2 separate regions of the Homo sapiens genome follow, and region 2 is linked to region 1. Evidence: chromatin contacts called from ENCODE Hi-C or POLR2A ChIA-PET data. All regions are on one chromosome and are shown on one strand. Each heading gives the region's core, a stretch centred on a gene start or an enhancer-like site at or near the end of the contact. The rest is flanking DNA. Distances are from core to core; before and after follow the strand shown. Region 1 overlaps NIF3L1 (NGG1 interacting factor 3 like 1). Region 2 overlaps ORC2 (origin recognition complex subunit 2).

The links. Hi-C counts contacts between places; a loop is a spot of excess contacts on that map. ChIA-PET counts read pairs that join two places held with the same protein, here RNA polymerase II (POLR2A).
Region 2: a map with no recorded cell type shows a loop between it and region 1 (2.0-fold over the local background). The contact joins two enhancer-like sites. A Hi-C loop is called at or near these places in 1 of 168 maps with a recorded cell type or tissue (colonic mucosa) and 2 of 37 single-sample maps with no recorded cell type. POLR2A ChIA-PET finds 5 or more read pairs at or near these places in 12 of 52 experiments (A673, B cell, H1 and 7 more).

Annotation. Positions count from the first base shown.
Region 1 is chr2:200,902,052-200,907,140 of GRCh38, forward strand. NIF3L1 (NGG1 interacting factor 3 like 1) reads left to right here. Exons shown (of 7, transcript NM_001369441.2): 7 at 1,443-1,874. The coding sequence ends at 1,627. Among named protein-coding and RNA genes, the nearest start is that of NIF3L1, 15 kb to the left of the region's middle. Within about 2 kb of position 3,704, at least 2 of the 41 ENCODE cell types and tissues checked have a DNase peak (open chromatin) inside an H3K27ac peak, as active enhancers do.
Region 2 is chr2:200,943,570-200,948,835 of GRCh38, forward strand. All of the region lies in intron 5 of ORC2 (origin recognition complex subunit 2), which reads right to left. Among named protein-coding and RNA genes, the nearest start is that of ORC2, 17 kb to the right of the region's middle. Within about 2 kb of position 1,267, at least 7 of the 41 ENCODE cell types and tissues checked have a DNase peak (open chromatin) inside an H3K27ac peak, as active enhancers do.

The DNA.
Region 1 (5,089 bases), core at 2,454-4,953:
GAATTAAGAAAACTCATTTTTTTACTTATAGGTGTTTTCTTATGGGAAAATTAAAAGAGAACTCATTTTTTTCCAAGAACCCTTTTTTCTTAAATTTATATGCCCTTCTGTCTCTAAATACAGTTCAAAATTGTACTTTTTAAAGAACAAACCTAATTGTACACAGTACAGTTTTGCTCTTAAATTAGAAGTCATCAAATTCACAAACTGCATTTTAAGAAATTCAGAATATTAGGCTGGACATGGTGGCTCACGCCTGTAATCCCAGCACTTTGGGAGGCTGAGGCGGGCAGATCACTTGAGCCCAGCAGTTCGAGACCAGCCTGGCCAACGTGGTGAAACCCCATCTCTACTAAAAATACAAAAATTAGCCAGGCATGGTGGTGGGTGCCTGTCATTCCAGCTACTCGAGAGGCTGAGGCAGGAGAATCACTTGAACCCAGGAGGCAGAGGTTGCAGTGAGCTGAGATCGTGCTACTGTACTCCAGCCTGGGTGACAGAGCAAAACTCCATCTAAAAAAAAATTAACAATATAAATTAAAAATTCAGAATATGAATTTTCCCCAAATCTTTTCACAACAGATGAGATTCCCTCCAGAGTTTCTAGGGATTTTGCTTAAGTCAAAGAAAAATACTTTGTTTTTAACCTGGAAGTAATCTTAAATTCATTTCATCCTTATATATTAGACTAAGTTGACGACAGAAATACTGGTGCTTACAAAGCATAAGTCTGCTGGGCAGTATACATATAATTTCCTCCAGAGGTATTTATTACTTACATAAGAGGCAAATTTTCTGAAGGCCTCATTTTACTTGGCAGTGATCATTCATTTTACCGTGGAAACACTTTGAATGGGTGTTTACAGATCTGGTTCTGGCCAGATATGTTGGATTGGATAATTGCCTTGGGGTCTGCTAAGGAAAAAGAAGTTGGAATTCTCAGTGGGATGGATTTTATTTTTATATTTTCAAGATAGTCTTACTCTGTCACCCAGGCTGAAGTGCAGTGGTGCAGTCTCGGCTCACTGCAACCTCCAGGCCCTGGACTGAAGCTATTCACCTGTCTCAGCCTCCTGAGTAGCTGGGATTACAGGCACGCACCACCACGCCCAGCTAATTTTTGTGTTTTTAGTAGAGATGGAAGTTTCACCATGTTGGCCAGGCTAGTCTAGCACTCCTTAGCTCAGGTGATCTGCCTGCCTAGGCCTCCCAAAGTGCTGGGATTACAGGCGTGAGCCACCGCGCCCAGACTTTTCTCTCTTTTTAAGTTGGAGGACATAAAAGAAAACTGTACACTACTTTCTAGATTTATATGTAAAACAGTTCTGCTCTATTACATTCACTTCATATAGACTACAAACTTGGTATTTCTGCTTTTGTGTTTCCTCATTCCACAGATTCCATATTTAGCATTTAAGAATTTGCTCTTCCCTTTTTGGTAGGTGAGATGTCCCATCATGATACTTTGGATGCTGCTTCCCAAGGAATAAATGTCATCCTCTGTGAACACAGCAACACTGAACGAGGCTTTCTTTCTGACCTTCGAGATATGCTGGATTCTCACTTGGAGAATAAGATAAATATTATCCTATCAGAGACTGACAGGGACCCTCTTCAGGTGGTATAATTGCAGAAACATCAGGATAACACATTCTACAAATCAGCTGGATGCCAACTTAAATTTGTAACATGAGTCAGTGGGACTGGTGTGCTTCCAGAGAGTGTCTTCGAGGGTATCATCATTTCCGGTTTGTTAATCTTATTCACCAAATGTTCTATCGCTCGTAAGGTAAAACTGTAATATAACTACCATATTAAATAACAAATGTTCATTATAAACTCTAGGAAAGATTGAATAAAATCTGTTTACTTAACATTCTTTGGAAGGAGCTCAAGTGATTCTGTCCTTAGTTTAATTGTAGATGGGATGGATCCATTTGGGTATCTCTGCCCTTGGTTAGTTAACATTATGCTTGAAAAACTTGGGCTTGAACACTTCTAGGTAGTAGCCTTTTTGCAGTGATAAGAAGTTCTGTTTGTCCTTGTTCCTAGTTCTGCCTACATTCCAGTCTCTCACCTAAATTTCAGAATCAGAATGAGATTTATCAGGATGTTGTTTTGAAAATATGTATACACAATCATTATTCATATTACTGTTACTTTATTGCTTTTTAGATGACTTACCTGTAATTTTTTTTTCTTCCACAGTCCTTTGTTCCCGATTTCTGCTCTGTCACTTCCCTCTCCTGGCAATGAACTTGGCTGCCGCAGGCAGGGGGCAGGGCCAGGGAATGAAATTCCAGAGCAGAAAGAACAAAGTCAGATATCTCAAAATATCATCCTGCCCCATTTAATCTGGGCCTTTTATCCATGTGGATGCCCCTTTCTAAACAGCACCTGCGCTGGGCTGCGAGGCCCCTGCCTGCCTGCTGCTGGTTGGGCAGGGCAGATACACCTTTCTCCACCTGAGGACTGCGTTCTCAGGTAATCTGGCTAAAGCAATATTCCCTCCATTTTAGGCATTCTTAGATTGCTTTTATGATTTGTGCTATTTTACCATACCACATGTAATTTTTACTTCATGCTTTTGTGTAAAGCAACTTTTTCTCTTTTTGTTTATTTTTTATTGTGGTAAAATTCACATAACATAAAATTCGCCATTTTATTTTCCTGCCCCCCCCTTCCAAAATTCACCATTTTAAAGTATACAATTCCGTAGCTTTTAGTACATTTACAGTGTTGTGGTACTGTTACCACTACAGTTCCAAAGCATTTTTCATCACCACAGAGGGAAGCCCCCATTAAGTAATAATTCCCTCCTCCCATCCCCTGGATCCTATTTCTATGGATTTGTCTATTTTGGATATTTTCTATAAGTGGAATCATAAACATGTGGTCCTTTGTGTCCGGCATCTTTCACTTATGTTTTCTCCATTACTGCCGCCTTTTGTGTTTGATTTTTTTTCTAGTATTTTGACTCCCTTATTTCCTTTTAAGTATCTATTTTATCTTCTTACCTATCTTTAAAGGAAATTTTATGTGACATCCATTATAACTTAAATATTTACTTAATCTATATTAAATACAGGATTATTAAAATACAAAGGAACACTGCTCAAAAGAAATGTCATTTTTTTTTAATGTCATTTTTTTTTTTTTTTTGGAGACGGAGTCTCACTCTGTTGCCCAGGCTAGAGAGCAGTGGCATGATTACAGCTCCCTGCAACCTCTGCCTCCCGGGTTCAAGCGATTCTCCTGCCTCAGCATTCCAAGTAGCTGGGATTACAGGCACACGTCACCATTCCCAGCTAATTTTTGTATTTTTAGTAGAGACGAGGTTTCACCATGTTGGTCAGGCTGGTCTCCAACTCCTAGGCTCAGGGGATCCGCCCACCTCATCCTCCCAAAGTGCTGGGTTACAGGTTGAGCCACCGTGCCTGGCCTGAAATGTCATTTTTAAGCTTAGTGTCTAATGACATGTTTTGTGTTGTTTTGCTGATTTAATAAATAAGGCCAGATACTGACATGAAACAGTGGTTTAGTAATCCCTTATCTACTCCAGAAAGCTGAAGGCTGAGGAAGGACATGCACATTCCCTCACAGGTGTCACATGAAAAATCTTCCCTATCCTGTAGGACTTAAAAGGTCGCCTTGGATGCCCACATGGACAATACATTCCAGGTGGAAGGTTGCAGATTGTAGGGAATAGTGTCACCACCTTTGTTGTGCATCCATGACACCTTATATAATCTCTTGTGCACATGTATTAGAGGGTGCTCCATACCAATCTAGATCAGGATCCAAATCAGACACTAGTGCAGGAAAGAAGTGAAGCTGGCCAGGAGGTGGCAGCAACAGTTCAGCCCAAGGCAAGTGCTGCTGGGCAGAATGAAGGTCCAGCGTGGCCAAGTCTTCCTGATCTTTCAGGGGCAAAGGAAATCTGGATTTTTAATATGTGGGGTGTTAAAATATACATATATTATCATATATAAAACATACATATATACATGTTTCTGCACAGTTCCTGGCTTATAACTCCTCTAGCCCTTGTTACAGTCTTTTAGGTGTGTTAAGCCTCAGGGGCAGGCCTCAGGAAACAATCTCTCAGAGTTCTCCTGCCCTCCTTTCACCAGTCCCAAAGCAAAATCCTAATCTCCCTCCTTTTTCTTTTTTATTTAGAGACAAGGTCTTGCTCTGTCACCCAGGCTGGAGTACAGTGGTGTGATCATAGCTCACTGCAGCTTCAAACTCCTGGGCTCAAGTGACCCTCTCTCCTCAGTCTCCTGGGTAGCTGGGCCTACAGGCACCTGCCACCACCCACCCCCTACTGACTAATTTTTTCAAATTAAAAAAATTTTTACTTTTGTAAAGACCGGGTTTTGCTACACTGCCTAGGCTGGTCTTGAGCTCCTGAGCTCAGGGAATCCTCCTGCCTTGGCCTCTCAAAGTGCTGGGATTACAGGTGTGAGCCACTGAGCCTGGCCGTTTTTTTTTTTTGAGACGGAGTTTCACTCTTGTTGCCCAGGCTGGAGGGCAATGGCGTGATCTTGGCTCACCACAACCTCCGTCTCCCGGGTTCAAGCGATTTTCATGCCTCAGCCTCCCGAGTAGCTGGGATTACAGGAATGTGCCACCAGACCCAGGTAATTAAGCATTTTTAGTAGAGATAGGGTTTCTCCATGTTGGTCAGGCTGGTTTCAAACTCCTGACCTCAGGTGATCCGTCCTCCTCGGCCTCCCTAAGTGCTGGGATTACAGGCGTGAGCCACCACACCCGGCCTTATTTTTTTTTATTTTTTATTTTTTGTGAGACAGAGTCTCACTCTTTCACCCAGGCTGGAGTGCAGTGGCACGATCTCAGCTCAATACAACCTCCGCCTCCCAGGTTGAAGCAATTCTCCTGCCTCAGCCTCCCAAGTAGCTGGGATTACAGGCATTCGCCACAATGCCCAGCTAATTTTGTATTTTTAGTAGAGATGGGGTTTCACCATGTTGGCCAGGGTAGTCTAGAACTCCTGACCTCAAGTTATCCACCTGTCTCAGCCTCCCAAAGTGCTGGGATTACAGGCGTGAGCCACTGTGCCAGGCAA
Region 2 (5,266 bases), core at 17-2,516, 39 kb after region 1:
AAGGGCACATACCAAATTAACTGCTTTTTTGCTTTTTTTCTCTAAATGGAGAAGGTGTAGTTAAATTTGTACAAGTGAAAGCCATTTTACTGGCTCCTAAACCTTTCTAACCTGCCCCCATTTTTATCCTCCAGTCTTGAAACTGACCCAAAATACTCATAACAATCTCTACAAATGAATTGGCTGCTTCTTCTTCCTTAATCCCTTCGGTCTTCTATATGATTCACTAAGTTTTTTTTTTTTTTTTAATCTTCCCTTGATATTAATTCCTCCATTTGAGTCTTATGACATTATCCTGGTTCCCAAGCTACTGGTTGTGGTTATTTCATCTCTTCTTCACTGTCCTCAGCCTCCTCAACATTCTAGGCATACTTAAGGCTCAGTCCTTGCTCTTCTCTTTATGTCATTTTTGGATTAAAGGCTGATTCACAGGATAGGGAAAAAACTTCATATGAAAAGAAGCAACAAAAGCAACTTAGCTGAGATCATTTTGGTGTTATACTGAAACATAAAAATGCTCCACCTGATTTTAAATAACTATTAAACTACAAAGGAGCCAGGGAGAAAAGAATAAAAAGGAAGAATTGAAGAGGATTAAGAACAAGATAGTCTCTTTTTTTTTGAGATAGAGTCTTGCTCTGTCGCCCAGGCTGGAGTGCAGTGGTGCGATCTCAGCTCACTGCACCCTCTGCCTCCCAGGTTCAAGCAGTTATCCAGCCTCAGCCTCCTGAGTAGCTGGGATTACACATGTGTGCCATCATGCCCACCTAATTTTTTGTATTTTTAGTAGAGCGGGGGTTTCACCATGCTGGCCAGGCTAGTCTCAAACTCCTGACCTCGTGATCTGCCTGCCTTGGCCTCCCAAAGTGCTGGGATTACAGGTGTGAGCCACCGCGCCCGGCTAAGATAGTCATTTTTGTGAGCACACAGAGATAGGCAGACATTCCAACACCTCTTGGATGACTCAACATGTCTAATAAGCACCAGGCACAATGCCTAGTACAAGTACCTGTCGCCCAGGAGTACACTGGCGTGATCATGGCTCACTGCAGCCTTGACCTCCTGGGCCCAAGCAATCCTCCCACCTCAAACTCCCAAATAGCTGAGACCACAGGCGTGCGCCACTATGCCTAGCTAATTTTTAAATTTTTGTAGAGACTGGGTCTTCCTATGTTGCTCAGGCTGGTTTCAAACTCCTGGCCTCAAGTTCTCCTCCCGCCTCGGCCTCTCAAAGTGCTAAGATTACAAGCATGAGTCACCACGCCCAGCGGTGAATCACTATTTAACACATAACTTTGTGTTTAGTTATGACTATGAATGGCAAAAAGTTACAGTGTTTCTTTATGTCAGGGGTCAGCAAGCTATAAGTCTATGGGGCCAAACCCAGCCTTTCCACTTGTTTTAAGTACAGCTTTATGTAGCCACACCATCCATACGTATTGTCTGTGGCTGCTTTTCAGCTACAACAGCCAAGTTCAGTAGTCACAACAGAGACTGTCTAGCTCACAGAGCTGAAAATATTTACTGTCTGGCCCTTTACAGAAAAAGCTGGCTGACCTTTGCTCTGTATTAATCATCTACATGCACACTTTCAATGCATGTGTACAGTTTTTATTCTTTTCTTGCTCCTATGTCATATTTGTTTTTGATGATATTAAATGAAATGTAATGGCATGGCTGTTGACTCTATTAATAGAAAATTAGACCTGGACATGGTGGCTCAAGCCTATAATCCCAGCACTTTGGGAGACCGAGGTGGGTGGATCACTTGAGTCTAGGAGTTCGAGACCAGACTGGGCAACATGAAGAAACCCTGTCTCTACAAAAGAATAGAAAAATTAGCCAGGTGTGGTGGCGTGTGACTTTAGCCCGAGCTAAAGGGACACTGAGGAAAGGAAGCTGAGGCAGGAAAATTGCTTGAGCCTAGGACATGGAAGTTGCAGCAAGCCAAGATTACACCACACGTTCCAGCCGGGGCAATACAGTGAGACCCTTAAAAAAAATTATGATATTATTTGTGGGCTTGCAAAAAAAAATAGGGCATAAATTTTGTATCTTTATATTCATTATTCTATTAATTCATCTGTATTGTATTTTACACAATAAACTGGTCTCTGTCTAATGATAGCTTTAGATTAGTCTATTATCTGGTCCTATCTAACCAATCTATTTTCTAATTTTTTTAAAAAGATACTTATTTTCTTTTACCTCATTTATATTTATCTGCTCCTCTGTTGATGAACATTTAGCTTGATTCCATATCCTGGATATTGCAAAATAATACTGCAATGAACACGGGAGTGCAGATATCTCTTCGACATACTCATTTCATACCCTTTGGGTATATATCTAGTAGTGGGATTGCTGGATCTCAATCTATTTTTAATTTACCCATTTATTTCTCCAGCCTGACTGAACTCCTCACTTTCTTCTCTACCTGGTACTTCTACTTTTGCTCTTTTGTTTACATTTATTTTCTTACTCTAGATACATTCTCTGTATTTTACAAAGCCTTCCTATCTAACTTATAGTCTATTTCTAGCCCTATATCTTGGTTAGCCCAATTATATGAAAATCTATTTTTTTTTTTAATTTTTTTTTATAGAGACAAGGTCTCACTAGGTTGCACGGGCTGGTCTCAAACTCCTGGGCTTAAGTGATCCTCTTACCTTTTCCTCTCAAAGTGTTGGGATTATAGGTGTGAGCTACCATGCCTGGACAAAATCATCATTTATACTCAGAATAACATATGATTTTCTGGCAGATCATGTTATTTATTAAATATTAAGGCATTCTATTTTACTGATATATTTAGATGTAAACACAATTAGCAACAATACTTAATGAGTCAATGAAATTCATTAAAGAGCATCATAACTAAACAAAGATTATAGAAAGTCTGATCAGTCTGTTAAACTGCGTTCCTGAAATTTCATGGTCATAATAATAAAGACGAAATATCTATAAAACTATCTTCTCATGACTTTAAAATGTGTATTTCTTTCAGATATGATGACAGAAATGCGCAGAATGAGGATAATATTCCAGTTTTATGCAGTGCTTACAAATACAACACATTATCATCTTTAAGTTATGAGCATGCTAATTCTCCAAATGGAGAACTACTACTTGATTACTCCTGTGAGTTCTATTTCACTTTACAATAATAATTCTCCTCTTTCTCCAGTGGTATTTCTTTGTCCTGCACCATTGTCCTAGGGTTTCATTTTGGTCTTGCTGTCTACTTTATCTTTCTAATTATTACATCAGCATTTCTTCTCTGGTTTCTCAGTGCTCCTATACAGGATTCAGTCATTTTTATAGATTTAAAAACTTAATTTCTTGTTTTTTCAGATGGAGTCTCTTTCTGTCACCCAGGCTGGAGTGCAGTGGTGCAATCTTGGCTCACTGCAACCTCCACGTTCTGGGTTCAAGTGATTCTCCTGCCTCAGCCTCCCAGGTAGCCAGAATTACAGGTGTGTGCCACCACACCCAGCTAATTTTTGTATTTTTAGTAGAGCTGGGTTTCACCATGTTGGCCAGGCTGGTCTTGAACTCCTGACCTCAAGTGATCCACCTACCTCGGCCTCCCAAAGTGCTGGGATTACAGGAGCGAGCCACCGCGACCAACCAAAAAAACTTAATTTCTTGATGTAGATAATAAATACTAAGAAACACATCAATTAATGTAAATTATTGTATGTACCATGTTATGTTCAAAATCAGTAATGTATTTAATGTTACACATTTTAGAAAAACTAAACTGATTTTGGCAACTGATTAACTTATATTCAGAAATACAGGTTTTATAATTACTTCTCATATATTCCTCATCAGTGTCAACATTTAACATATTTTATTTTTACTTGACCTTGAATGTTTACATGTGTCATTGGCTACAGTGATTGAATAAAAACAAACCACTGAAGAAATATCCATAGGTGTTTTATAATTATACGTTATAAGCCCTCTTTTTCAACTATTACATTTACCAGGTGGATAATTATTATACTTTTGTTCCTGACTTTTTGGTATTTCCAAACTTTGTATTTATATACCTTTATAATTTTCAAAGTGCTTTCACATATATTATTTCCCTTCCTTACTGCTTTCAAAAATGATGACCCCCTCATACCACAAGATCGAAATACAGTGCCATCTGATTTTTTTGTTTTTGTTTTTTTGAGACAGGGTTTCACTCTGTCACCCAGGCTGGAGTGTAGTGGTGTGATCATGGCTCACTGCAACCTTGAACCCCTAGGCTCAAGTCATCCTCCTGCTTCAGCCTCCCAAGTAGCTGGGACTATAGGCATGTACCACCATGCCTGGCTAATTTTTTAATTTTCTTTTTTTTTTTGAGACTGAGTCTCGCTCTGTCGCCCAGGCTGGAGTGCAGTGGCGCGATCTCGGCTCACTGCAAGCTCCGCCTCCCGGGTTCACGCCATTCTCCTGCCTCAACCTCCCGAGTAGCTGGGACTACAGTCGCCCGCCACCACGCCTGGCTAATTTTTTTTTTTGTATTTTTAGTAGAGACGGGGTTTCACTGTGTTAGCCAGGATGGTCTCGATCTTCTGACCTTGTGATCCACCTGCCTCGGCCTCCCAAAGTGCTGGGATTACAGGCGTGAGCCACTGCACCCAGCCTAATTTTTAAATTTTCTGTAGAGACAGGGTTTCGCTATGTTGCCCAGGCTGGTACTGAACTACTGGCCTCAAGCGATCCTCCTGTCTTGGCCACCCAAAGTGCTGAGATTACAGGCATGAGCTACCATGCCTGGCCTGAATTTTGAAAAATAATTGACAGTTTAATTTTAAGGTTATATGTAATTTATTACAGCTTAGTTCTCTGAAAATCAGCAACTGAAGTGTTAATTGGTATAGGTGGTAACTCAAGTAAGAAAAATGTTAGAAGACCATTACTAATAACTTTATATAAGCATTTTTCTGTAATATAAACAACATTTTTCCATATACAGGGTAAAACTCTGGGTTTTTTTGTTTGTTTGTTTTTTGAGATGGAGTCTTGTTCTGTCACCCAGGCTGGAGTGCAATGGCACAATCTCGGCTCACTGCAACCTCTGCCTCCCAGGTTCAAGTGATTCTCCTGCCTCAGCCTCCTGGATAGCTAGGACTACAGGCACGTGCCACCACGCCTGGCTCATTTTTCGTATTTTTAGTAGAGACGGGGTTTTACCATGTTAGCCAGGCTGGTCTCAAACTCTTGACCTCAAGGGATCTGCCTGCCTCCTGCCTCAGCTTCCCAAAGT